Regions from separate parts of the Homo sapiens genome. Here region 2 is linked to region 1. Evidence: chromatin loops called from intact Hi-C (ENCODE). Cell type or tissue: breast epithelium. All regions are shown on one strand. Links, peaks and the distances in the headings refer to the core of each region. The heading gives the core; the rest is flanking DNA.

Region 1 (5,222 bases), core at 437-4,436:
GTGTTAATGAGTGGATTGTTGCTATAAAACAGACGTAATATATGGGAAAACATGAAGTATATGTTAATAAGACCTCAGTGAACAAGAAAAGTAAAAAAAAATATATATATATAAAAATTCTGTTAAGCAAAATTATGGAGAAAGGTCTTTGAGTTTTAATTGAAAAAATTAGCAAACATTGAAAATTGTTTCTTTTTGCAGCATCTTTCAAGTCCTATTACTAGTTAAAATGGTTTATGATTATTTCAAAATATATTTTAAATAATTCTCTTTCTATCAGAAAAAATGAATCCTGTGTATATACCATATAAAATAATAGTATATAATCTACTTTACAATAGTTTCAGAGTTGTTTCATTAAATCGGTTCTAGCTGTTTCCATTAAACTTCCTGAGTTTCATTCTTTCCTTTCTCCATAGAATCAATGGCCAAATCCTTTATATTTTTTCCTGCTTTTTCATCTTTTTCCAGTCTATGCTTGGAACAGAAAACACAGTCTTTTGTTTTTGGATTCAGTCCTATTGCCAATACTTTTTACTTTATTATTGCTATAGCCAACTAGCAGGCTTCCCTGACTACAGTCTATGGGCCTCTATTAACCCGCCTTTTCAGAGTCTCCACAATTTGAACTCTACTCAACTTTCCCATTTTTCTGATGATGAAACTGAGGTTTGGGGAAGTTTAGATTGTTGAACATAGCCATACATATTTTTGTGATTTCAAAGTCCTAGGTCTTATCATTAAACCATGCTACTCTTTCCTAAACATGGCCTAAAATTTTCCAAATTTTTCTAAGATGAATTTTCCTATCATATATACCTATTAAGCTCTTTACTTCTTCCTAAGGCCAGTATCTATCCTACCTTTACCAAAAAACTCTTTGGAATCCTGAACTGATTGCATTGCTTTCTATTTACTGTGATGTTGATAGTTTTATTCTAACATTTATTTTAAGTTCAGGGGTACATGTGCAGGTTTGTTACATAGATAAACTTGTGCCATGGGGGTTTGTTGTACACATTATTTCATCACCCAGGCATTAAGCCTAGTATCCATTAGTTATTTTTCCTGAACCTCTCCCTCCTCCCACCCTCCACCCTCCAATAGACCCCAGTGTGTGTTCCTCCCTCTATGTGTCCATGTCTTCTCACATAATAGTTTGTTGTATTCTCAATATAGCACTTAACATTTTTTTGCTTTATATTAAAGTTATTTACTTCTGTCTGTATCCCCAACTTGATTTTAGATTCTTGGATGGCAGGGAGCATGTCTTATCTGTCTTTTTAAACAAATTTTGTTTTCAGAAAAGGGTTCTTAGAATTTCTGTCTTTTTTAATTATCCTCCCCTTTCACACAAAAATAGTGTTTTCCAAAGTGCTTTGACACCAGTAGATTTTAAGTCAATGTTAAATACATGGAATTATAATTTTATTTTAAAAGAGAAGCGAGGTTCTGTTTTTTAAGAAATCTGAGTGTGTTTTTTTCTGTTCTAATGGCAATTTTTAATGAAAAATAGCAATTATTAATTAAGTCTTCTTACACAGAATACTTTTTCTCAACAAGGATATGTTCTGTATAGCTAAGAAAAACCTATGCCAAGTTTACTCATTATTCATCATTTAAATATTTACCAAGTTCCCAGCATCTTCCACTATAGATAGATAATACAATTGTCAAAGTGGTACTGAACATAAAAAGTAACAGTCCTTGATCTTAAATAATATAAACTAAAATGAATAAACCCTAACAACGACAACAACAACGAGGATGAAAAGACTCCATGAAAAACACAAGTGATGTTTAAGGAGATATGTACCTGTTTGAATTACAAACACACTTCCCAAATAAGCTTCTGTCTTACCAACCTTTCCATACATAATAACTGTAGACTCTAGAAAGAAGCAAAATAACTGTTTGAAGGCATTGGAGAAGAAACGAAAGCAGGCAAATACTGGAGAGGTTAGATACTCAGAAGAAGCAGAAGGCAAGGGATTAGTTTAACTTTTTTTTTTTTTTTCATGCTTTTATCCTGAGACCAAGTCATAGCCAAAGCTGGGTAGGAAGGTTAGAAACTGAATAGAAATCTTACTTGGGGAAAGAGTTTGGGTCAATAACAGCTGCTAGAAACTGAACTGGAATCTTGAAAAGAAGAGCGGCAGAAAGGGTGAGCCTAAGTTCTACATATAAGCTATGTTTCTATGTACTAATCTCTGGATGACCGTTGAATTATGCAAGTGAAGGGCAGACTCTAAGAAGCCCAGCTAAGGCTAAAATAACTGCCACCTATTGAGCTGCCACCTATTGCCAGGGAGACACATCTTGCACTTTGGGCTTAACCTAGTTAGCTGTCTCTGCTTAAAAATATATATATATATATATATAATATAAAATATATACATTTTTATATACATTATACATTTATTTATATATAATGTATATTCCTTTGAAGAAGCATAATAGAATCCAGAGTTTCTACAACATATCCATCACAATTTCTAGCATAAAGTCCAGAATTACTTGTCATATAAAGATACAAATAAACATGAAGCAGCTTTAAAGAAAAAGAAAATCAACAGAGGCTAATTCTGAGATGACACCAAGGTTGTAATCAAAAGATAAGAATTTAAAAAATAATTATGCTTCAGGACTGAAATGAAAATATAATAATGAAAAGATAGAAAACCTTAGTTGGGAGACATAAACTATAAAAAGGAAATTAATAGAAATTCTAAAACAGAAAAATAAAATATGTAAAATAAAAAATTCACTGGATGGCTTAGATGCAGAATGGATATGATAAAAGAAAGAATCAGAGAACTTGAAGATAGACCAATAAAAATAATATACTCTGAAGAACAGAGGGAAAACTTTTTTAACACATAGTTTTTTTCTAAATAGAGATGGGGTCTCACTATGTTGCCCAGGCTGGTTGCAGACTCCTGGGCTCAAGTGACCCTCCTGCGTTGGCCTCTCAAAGCGCTGAGATTACAGGTATGAGCCACCATGCCTGGCCTATTTTAAAAAATGATCAGAGCCTCAGAGTCCTGTAAACAAATACTAAAATATCTAATATTGGAGAAAAGTAATGAGAGAATGGACTAGAAGAAATAATGGCTGAAAATTCCTCAATTTTAGCTAAAGATATAAATTTTGTAGTTTAAGAAGTTCAGTGAATTTCAAGCAAAATATTTAAAACATAAACAGCATATTTAGAAAAACTACAGTCAAACTGTTGAAAACTAAAGATAAAAAGACAGTCTTCCAAGCAGCCAGAGAAAAATGACACATTCCATATCCGGGAATAATAATTTGAAGGACCTCAAAGGTTGCATCAGAAATAACAGAGGCTAAAAGACAATGGAACAACAGTTTTAAAATAATAAATGAAAAACCTATCTACCCAGAATTCTATATCCAGAAAAATAGCCTTCAAGAATAAAGATGAGTTCCACTTCTACCAAAGACATAGAAAGCTACAAACAGCATTAATACCTTCCTAAAAATAAGAAAGTGTCATATAAATGACAAAAGTATAACTTTCCTTGAACCCAGAACACTAAGTTCACAGGGCAAACAAATAGCTATAAATCTAAGAAATGACAAGCTCCTTCAGGGAGCAATGATATGGGAGCACTGACTCACCTGGGAAAAGCACAGGAAGAAGGAACAAAGAAGAAATGGAATAAATAGAAAATATCTAGAAAGGTGGTAGATTTAAATGACTACACCAATAATTACATCAAATATAAATGCTCCAGCTACAACAATTTAAAGAGATTGACAGGACAAAAAAGCAAGACCCAAGTATGTATTATCCATAAGAAATACAGTTTTTTTTTTTTTGAAAGAGAGTCTTGCTCTGTTGCCCAGATGTGAGTGCAGAGGCATGGATCTTGGCTCACTGCAGCCTCAACCTCCTGGGGTCAAGTGATAGTCCCACCTCAGCCTCCCAAGTAGCTGGGTCTGGCTAATTTTTGCACTTTTTTTTTTTTTTTTTTAAAGAAACAGGGTCTCACTGTGTTGCCCAGGCTGGTCTCGAACTGCTGAGCTCAAGCATTACACCTGCTTCAGCTTCCCAAAGTGTTGGGATTACAGGCATGAGCCACCATGCCTGGCCAAGAAGTACACTTTAAATGTATATCATATATACATTAAGAATAAAATAATGGATACAGATATGCCATGCAAATACAATTTTTTTAAAACCTAGAGTGGCTATCTAGATATAAAACAAAATAGACTTCAGAATAAGGAATATTACCAAGAATAAAGATGACTATTACATAGTAACAAAAAGGTCAATTCACAAAGATGTCATAAAACCCCTATATATATGGGCACCTAAAAACATAGCTTCAAATACCAGAAGCAAACCTGATATAAATGAGAGAAGAAATAGACATACCCATAATAACAGTTTGATAATTCAACATTCCTGTCTCAGTAATCAATTGAACAAGTTGGCAGAAGATCAATAAGGAAATACTAAACCTGAACAGCACCAGCAACTTGCACTAACTCAGGTTTGCAGAACAATCCATGCAACAACAAAAAATGCATAATAAAAATTTAAAAATTATTTGTATATAATAGCAATGAAAAGTTGGAAATTGAAATTAAAAACAGTTCCAACACAGTTTATAACAATTTATAGCATAAAAGCCAAGAAATAGTTTTAAATATAAAATATGTGCATGATTATATGCTTGAAACCCCAAAATATTCATGAGAGAAATTAAAGAAGACCTAAATAAATCTAGAGGTAAACTTCATGGATTAGAAGACTCAATAATGTTAAGATATCAGTTCTCTCCAAATTGATCTATAGGTTTAATGCAGCCCCAATCAAAATATTAGCAGTATATTTTTGTAGAAACTGACAAGCTAATTCTAAAATTTATATGAATAAGCAAACAAGCCAGTATAGTAAAAACAATTTTTAAAAAAGAATGTGGTTGGAAGACTGACATTACTTGATTTCAAAACACATCAGAAAGCCACTGTAAGACAGTGTATATTGGAGAAAGAATATATGCATAGACCAAAGGAACAGAATTGAGTCTAGAATATATATAGTCAATTTGTTTTTTATCACAGGTGCAAAGGCAATTCACTGGAAGAAGGAGTTTCAATAAATCATGCTGGAACAACTGGACATCCAGGTACCAAAAAATAAACCTTGACACATACTTTGTATTGTATATATAGTTGATGCAAAATGG
Region 2 (5,222 bases), core at 697-4,696, 420 kb before region 1:
TTCCTGCTCTGCCAACTTTGGCATGTTGGCTTCTATCCTCACGCTAGTCGCTGACTGGTTGTATGATGGTTCCTGCAGCCCCAAGCTTTCCCGTCCCCCCAAGAAGAGAACATTCCTTCTTGTATCCCTTCAGCTTCTGGTAGACTTCTCATGACTCTTTGGCCATGATTGCAGCACAGACCTGTTCTTAAGTCAATCACTCTGCCTAAGGAATCACCGTGATTGGCTTGAGCAAATCAAGATTCATCTTGTAGAATCTTTCCTGGAGATCATGGTTGCCTGATGCCTGCCAGCAAATCCACAGAGGCCATAGGGACAGGGAGTAGCTGTTGCTAGGCTGCCAACTGTCCACACCTGGAACTAGTGTGGCCACATCCTCAGCAGGTCTGGGTGAGCCAAGCCCAAGTCTGCAATATAATCAGAGAAATCCAGCTGCAAATAATTGCTTCTTGACTCTCCATCAGATATCTGCCATCTCTATGTTTCATAGGGCTATTGGCAAAGAAGCCAAACTCTGTAAAATATTTGAAGAGATTTATTCTGAGCGAGGTGTAAGGACCATGACTCATAACACAGTCTTAGAGGTCCTGAGAACCTGTGTCCAAAGCGGTTGGGTTATAGCTTTGTTTTATACCTTTTAGGGAGACATAAGACATCATCAATCAATACATGTAAGGTACACATTGGTTCTGCCCAGAAAGGTGGGACAACTCAAAGTTGGGGGCTTACAGGTGGATTCAAAGATTTTCTGATTGGCTTGAGAGAGGTATGCTATTATCTAAAGACTTGGAATCAATAGAAAGTAGTGTCTGGGTTAAGATAAATGGTTGTGGACATCAAGGTTCTTATTATGTAGATGAAGTCTCATAGGTGGCAGCCCTTAGAGGGAATAGATGGCAAGTGTTTCCTATTCAGACCCTCAAAAGGTGCTGGCCTCTCAGCCAGTCTTTTCGGGATCAGAAGAAGACCTGAAAAAGGAAGGGGATTCTCTATAGACAGTAAATTTTTCCCACAAAAGAGATATTTGCCAGGCCATATCAGATTATGTCAAATAAATATATATTGGGGTAAAATACTTTGAATTTTTTCAGGGCCTGCTGTCATGTGATGCTGTACTAGAGTCAGGTGGGGATTCAGTATCTTATTGCTACAGTCTGTTCTGACTGTCTTCAGATCTCTGTTTTAATGTTAATGCTGGTCAGTTGTGCCCGATATGCCAAAGGGAGGAGAGTATAATGAGGCATGTTCAACGCCCTCCTCCCATCATGGCCTGAACTAGTTTTTCAGGTTTCTTTGAAATCCCCTTGGCTGAGAGGACGGGTCCATTCAATTTGGTTGTGGGGCTTAGAATTTTATTTTCGGTTTACAGGGATAAGCTTTAGCATTGCTTTTAGGTAGTGTTGGCAGTATAAGGCATAGTTAGGTGGGGAAAAAGGATGGTAAAAAGAGGAGAAAGAGAAGACCTTTTAAAGATGAAGAAGGAGGTTAGCTGATGGGAAGAAGAGAAAAGTACAAATGGCTAGGGAGTGGCCAAGCCCTCCCACACCCACCTCCATTGTCTCTGGGGAATATTGAGAGAGGTGCCTCTTGGAAAGAGGGTATCAGGAAGAAGGAGACAGGCCCTCAGCACCTGAGGGAACTCTCCCAGCAGTTCTCAGAGGTAAGTGTTATCTGTCTGACCTAAATGCTCTTGTCCTATTACCCAGGCTGGCTCTGGAACTGACCATCCTCCTGCTGGCCAGCCATCTTCGTTTCTCCAGGGCATGTGCATCCCTCTGGGCCATCTGTGGACACCTCCAGAATGGAGTGCGGGGGACACCTACTTACATTCCAGCTCCTCCTACCTCTCACTGTGGGATTTCCTTATGCTCTCTTAGCCTCAGCTTCCTCAGCTGTAAAAACTCTACCTCACAGGGTTCTAGTGAGGATTAAATAAGATAATCCATAGAAAATGCTTAGCGCAGTGTCTTGCATGCAGTTGTTAGAAATAAATTTTTGGTGCCACCAAAGAAATAGCACTGAAACATAAATTTAATTTTCTTAGCAAGGCAATTTTTACTTCTACAGAAGGGTGCGACTTGCGGATGGAGCAATGGTGAGAGCATGCCTGAACGAGGTAGGGGAAGGGGTTCTTATTCCTGACGCAGGTAGCCCCTACTGCTGTGTCGTTCCCCTCTTGGCTAGGGTTGGACCACACAGTCTAAGCTAATTCCGATTGGCTATTTTAAAGACAGTAGGGGTACAAGTCTGAGTGATGGGGTGAGTAGCTTCAGCGGGAAAGACGGTTAGGGAACAGGTAACTAAAGGTGACTTAGGTCAGAGCAGGTGACCAAGGGTGACTCAGGTGAAAGCAGGTGACCAGGCTGGGCACAGTGGCTCACGCCTGTAATCCCAACACTTTGGGAGGCCGAGGCAGGTGGATCACGAGGTCAGGAGATGGAGGCGATCCTGGCTAACATGGTGAAACCCCGTCTCTACTAAAAATACAAAAAATTAGCTGGGCGTGGTAGCGGGCGCCTGTAGTCCTAGCTACCTGGGAGGCTGAGGCAGGAGAATGGTGTGAACCCGGGAGGCGGAGTTTGCAGTGAGCGGAGATGGGGCCACTGCACTCCAGCCTGGGCGACAGAGTGAGACTCTGTCTCAAAAAAAAAAAAAAAAGCGGGTGACCAGGATGAGTCAGGACGGAGCAGGTGACCAGGGGAACAGATGTGAACTACTGATTAAAACTGGTGGAAAAGGTTGTTTACTGAAACTATGAGGAAGTTAAACTTTAAAATGAAGGACAAAGAACAGGGGAGCTGAACATACTGATACATTAGTTCCTTGGAGAGGATCTCAGAACTCATTGTACTTAACAATTTACAGGCTAAACCCTTTGAAGAGGAATTTATTATATCCTACACAGTTAACATGCAGTGAATGTTTGCCATTAATATCACTGTTAGTAGTAGCCTTAATATTACTGATATAGTCATGCACCACATAAAGGATGTTTTGGTCCGCGACGGACCATATGCGTGATGGGAGTCCCAAAAGATTATAATGGAGCTGAAAAATTCCTGTCATCTAGTGATGTCTTAATGATCCTGACCCTGTGTAGGCCCAGCTAATGTGTGTTTGTGTCTTAGTTTTTAACAAAAAAGTTTAAAAAGTAAAAAATTAATTTTAAAATAGAAAAAAGTTTTCTTATAGGATATAAGGAAAGAAAATATTTTTGTATAGCTGGACAACGTGTGTTTTAAGCTAAGTGTTATTACAAAAGAGTCAAAAAGTTAAAAAATTAAAAAGCTTAGAAAGTAGAAAAGTTAAAGTAAGCTAAGGTTAACTTATTGGAGAAAGAAATGTTTAAAAATAAATTTAGTGTTAAGTGTACTGTGTTTGTAAAGTCTACAGTAGTGCACAGCAGTGTCCTAGGCCTTCACAGTCACTCACCACTCACTCACTGACTCACCCAGAGCAACTTCCAGCCCTGTAAGCTCCATTCGTGGTAAGTGCCCTATGCAAGTATACCATTTTTATCTTTTATACCATATTTTTTGGCTGTACCTTTTCAATGTTTAGGTATGTTTAGATCCACAACATGTTCCAGTTGCCTACAGTACTCAGTACAGTCACGTGCTGTACAGGTTTGTTGCCTGGGAGCAACAGGCTATGCCATATAACCTAGGTGTGTAGTAGGCTGTGCTGTTGAGGTTTGTATACTCTATGATGTTCCCACAACAACAAAATTGCCTAACAACCCCTTTCTCAGAATGCATTACCATCATTAAGTAACACATGACTGTGTTATTAGGCATGGTGCTCTTTTCCACATGGAAAAGCTGTATAATGCTGTGGCCATCCTCACCCTCAGGCTCCTCAGCACTGGTTTTAAGGGGAGTTCTAGTCTAGAGGAAAGGCAGCCCAGGCCGGATGAAAAAGCCCCTGGTATGGGCCAGGCACCCAGTCGCTTTACAACAGCTATCAGATGCCTTCCCTGACTTAGAATTATACAACCACGTCAATGACCTTCCCATTTTCAAACCTTGAGGATGATGCTTAAACTCTCACCTCGGAGATACTGAATCTCTGATGACTGCACAGGAAGGCCTCTGTTTCCTTACAAAACATGCCTCTCAAAATGTTGGGACAACTGAACGGTTCTCATAAAGCTAAAAATATTATAAAATCCTCAATTACAATTGTCCTTTCCAACAGTCCTTGATAGTACTTTGTTGCCTTTTGAACTTAATTTTGTTCTTTACGTTGCAATTAAACACGTGAATGACTGGCTGAAGTCCCATGAATGATGGATAGAGATTAGAATGCCTGCTTGCCTCCTCCTAATGGTTTCTATCTGTGTCTAAATTGGATTAACTTTATAGCTTTTTTTCTTAATCACTGGTATCAGATCATCCAGTTTTCCATTTTCTACTCATTTTTATGAAGTAATGAGGCAAAACATGCAATTTTTATAAACATATAATATTGACCAGATACGTAAAGGATTGCTGCCAAAACTGACCTGTGGACTAGCAGCAGGCACCCCCGTGCCAAAGCTGATGTTTGGGTTTAGAGTATGAAAGGCAATTTGAGGTATGATGTATGAAAGAGCTGACTGTGTGTGAAACAAGTGAAGTGGAGACTCATTTGTATCTGCTGCCTCTTAAATATGACAAGATAGATACCAACTCCTCCTGGATGATTACTGTGGCCTTCAAAAGGCACCCTGGCCTCTACCCAGGGTTAATCCATTGAGAGTGTTGGTGCCAAGATCGAATAACCAGGTGTCTTGTTGCTCACAGCTGCCAACATCAGATCTGCCTATGGCACCTGGCAGTGATGGCTGACAGTGGAGATCCAGTCCTACATTTCAGTGCCAGGAAGGGCCTCCCTTGCAGGCCACAGCTAAACTGTGTTAGGCCCAGGTACCCTCTTCCTCTAAGACTCCATTGGGATTGGACACCCTGGACCACTCGATGTTGTTTCATCACCCAAAGTACAAGCAATGACTTTTAATACACCTCTGAGTTTTTTTTTTTTTTTTTTTTTTTCCTGAGATGAACTTTCCCTCTTGTTGCCCAGCCTGGAGTGCAATGGCGCAATCTCGGCTCATTGCAACCTCTGCCTCCCGGGTTCAAGCGATTCTCCTGCCTCAGCTTCCCGAGTAGCTGGGATTACAGGCGTGCGCCACCACACCCAGCTAATTTTTGTATGTTTGGTAGAGACAGGGTTTCACCATG

Evidence for each region. Hi-C counts contacts between places; a loop is a spot of excess contacts. Peaks named below come from ENCODE experiments on the same cell type or tissue, not always from the same donor. Only the 100,000 strongest peaks of a DNase experiment are listed, where the experiment ranks them.
Region 2: a loop joins it to region 1, with 29 times the contacts of the local background. A loop is called at or near these places in 12 of 110 quality-filtered maps.

The regions. Positions count from the first base shown.
Region 1 is chr10:118,349,583-118,354,804 of GRCh38, reverse strand. No RefSeq gene overlaps it. Among named protein-coding and RNA genes, the nearest start is that of LINC00867, 4.9 kb to the left of the region's middle. In breast epithelium, for the core only: no CTCF peak of the experiment used is centred there; no DNase peak of the experiment used is centred there.
Region 2 is chr10:118,766,950-118,772,171 of GRCh38, reverse strand. No RefSeq gene overlaps it. Among named protein-coding and RNA genes, the nearest start is that of CACUL1, 15 kb to the right of the region's middle. In breast epithelium, for the core only: no CTCF peak of the experiment used is centred there; a DNase peak (open chromatin) is centred at 2,615; H3K27ac peaks cover 2,381 bases.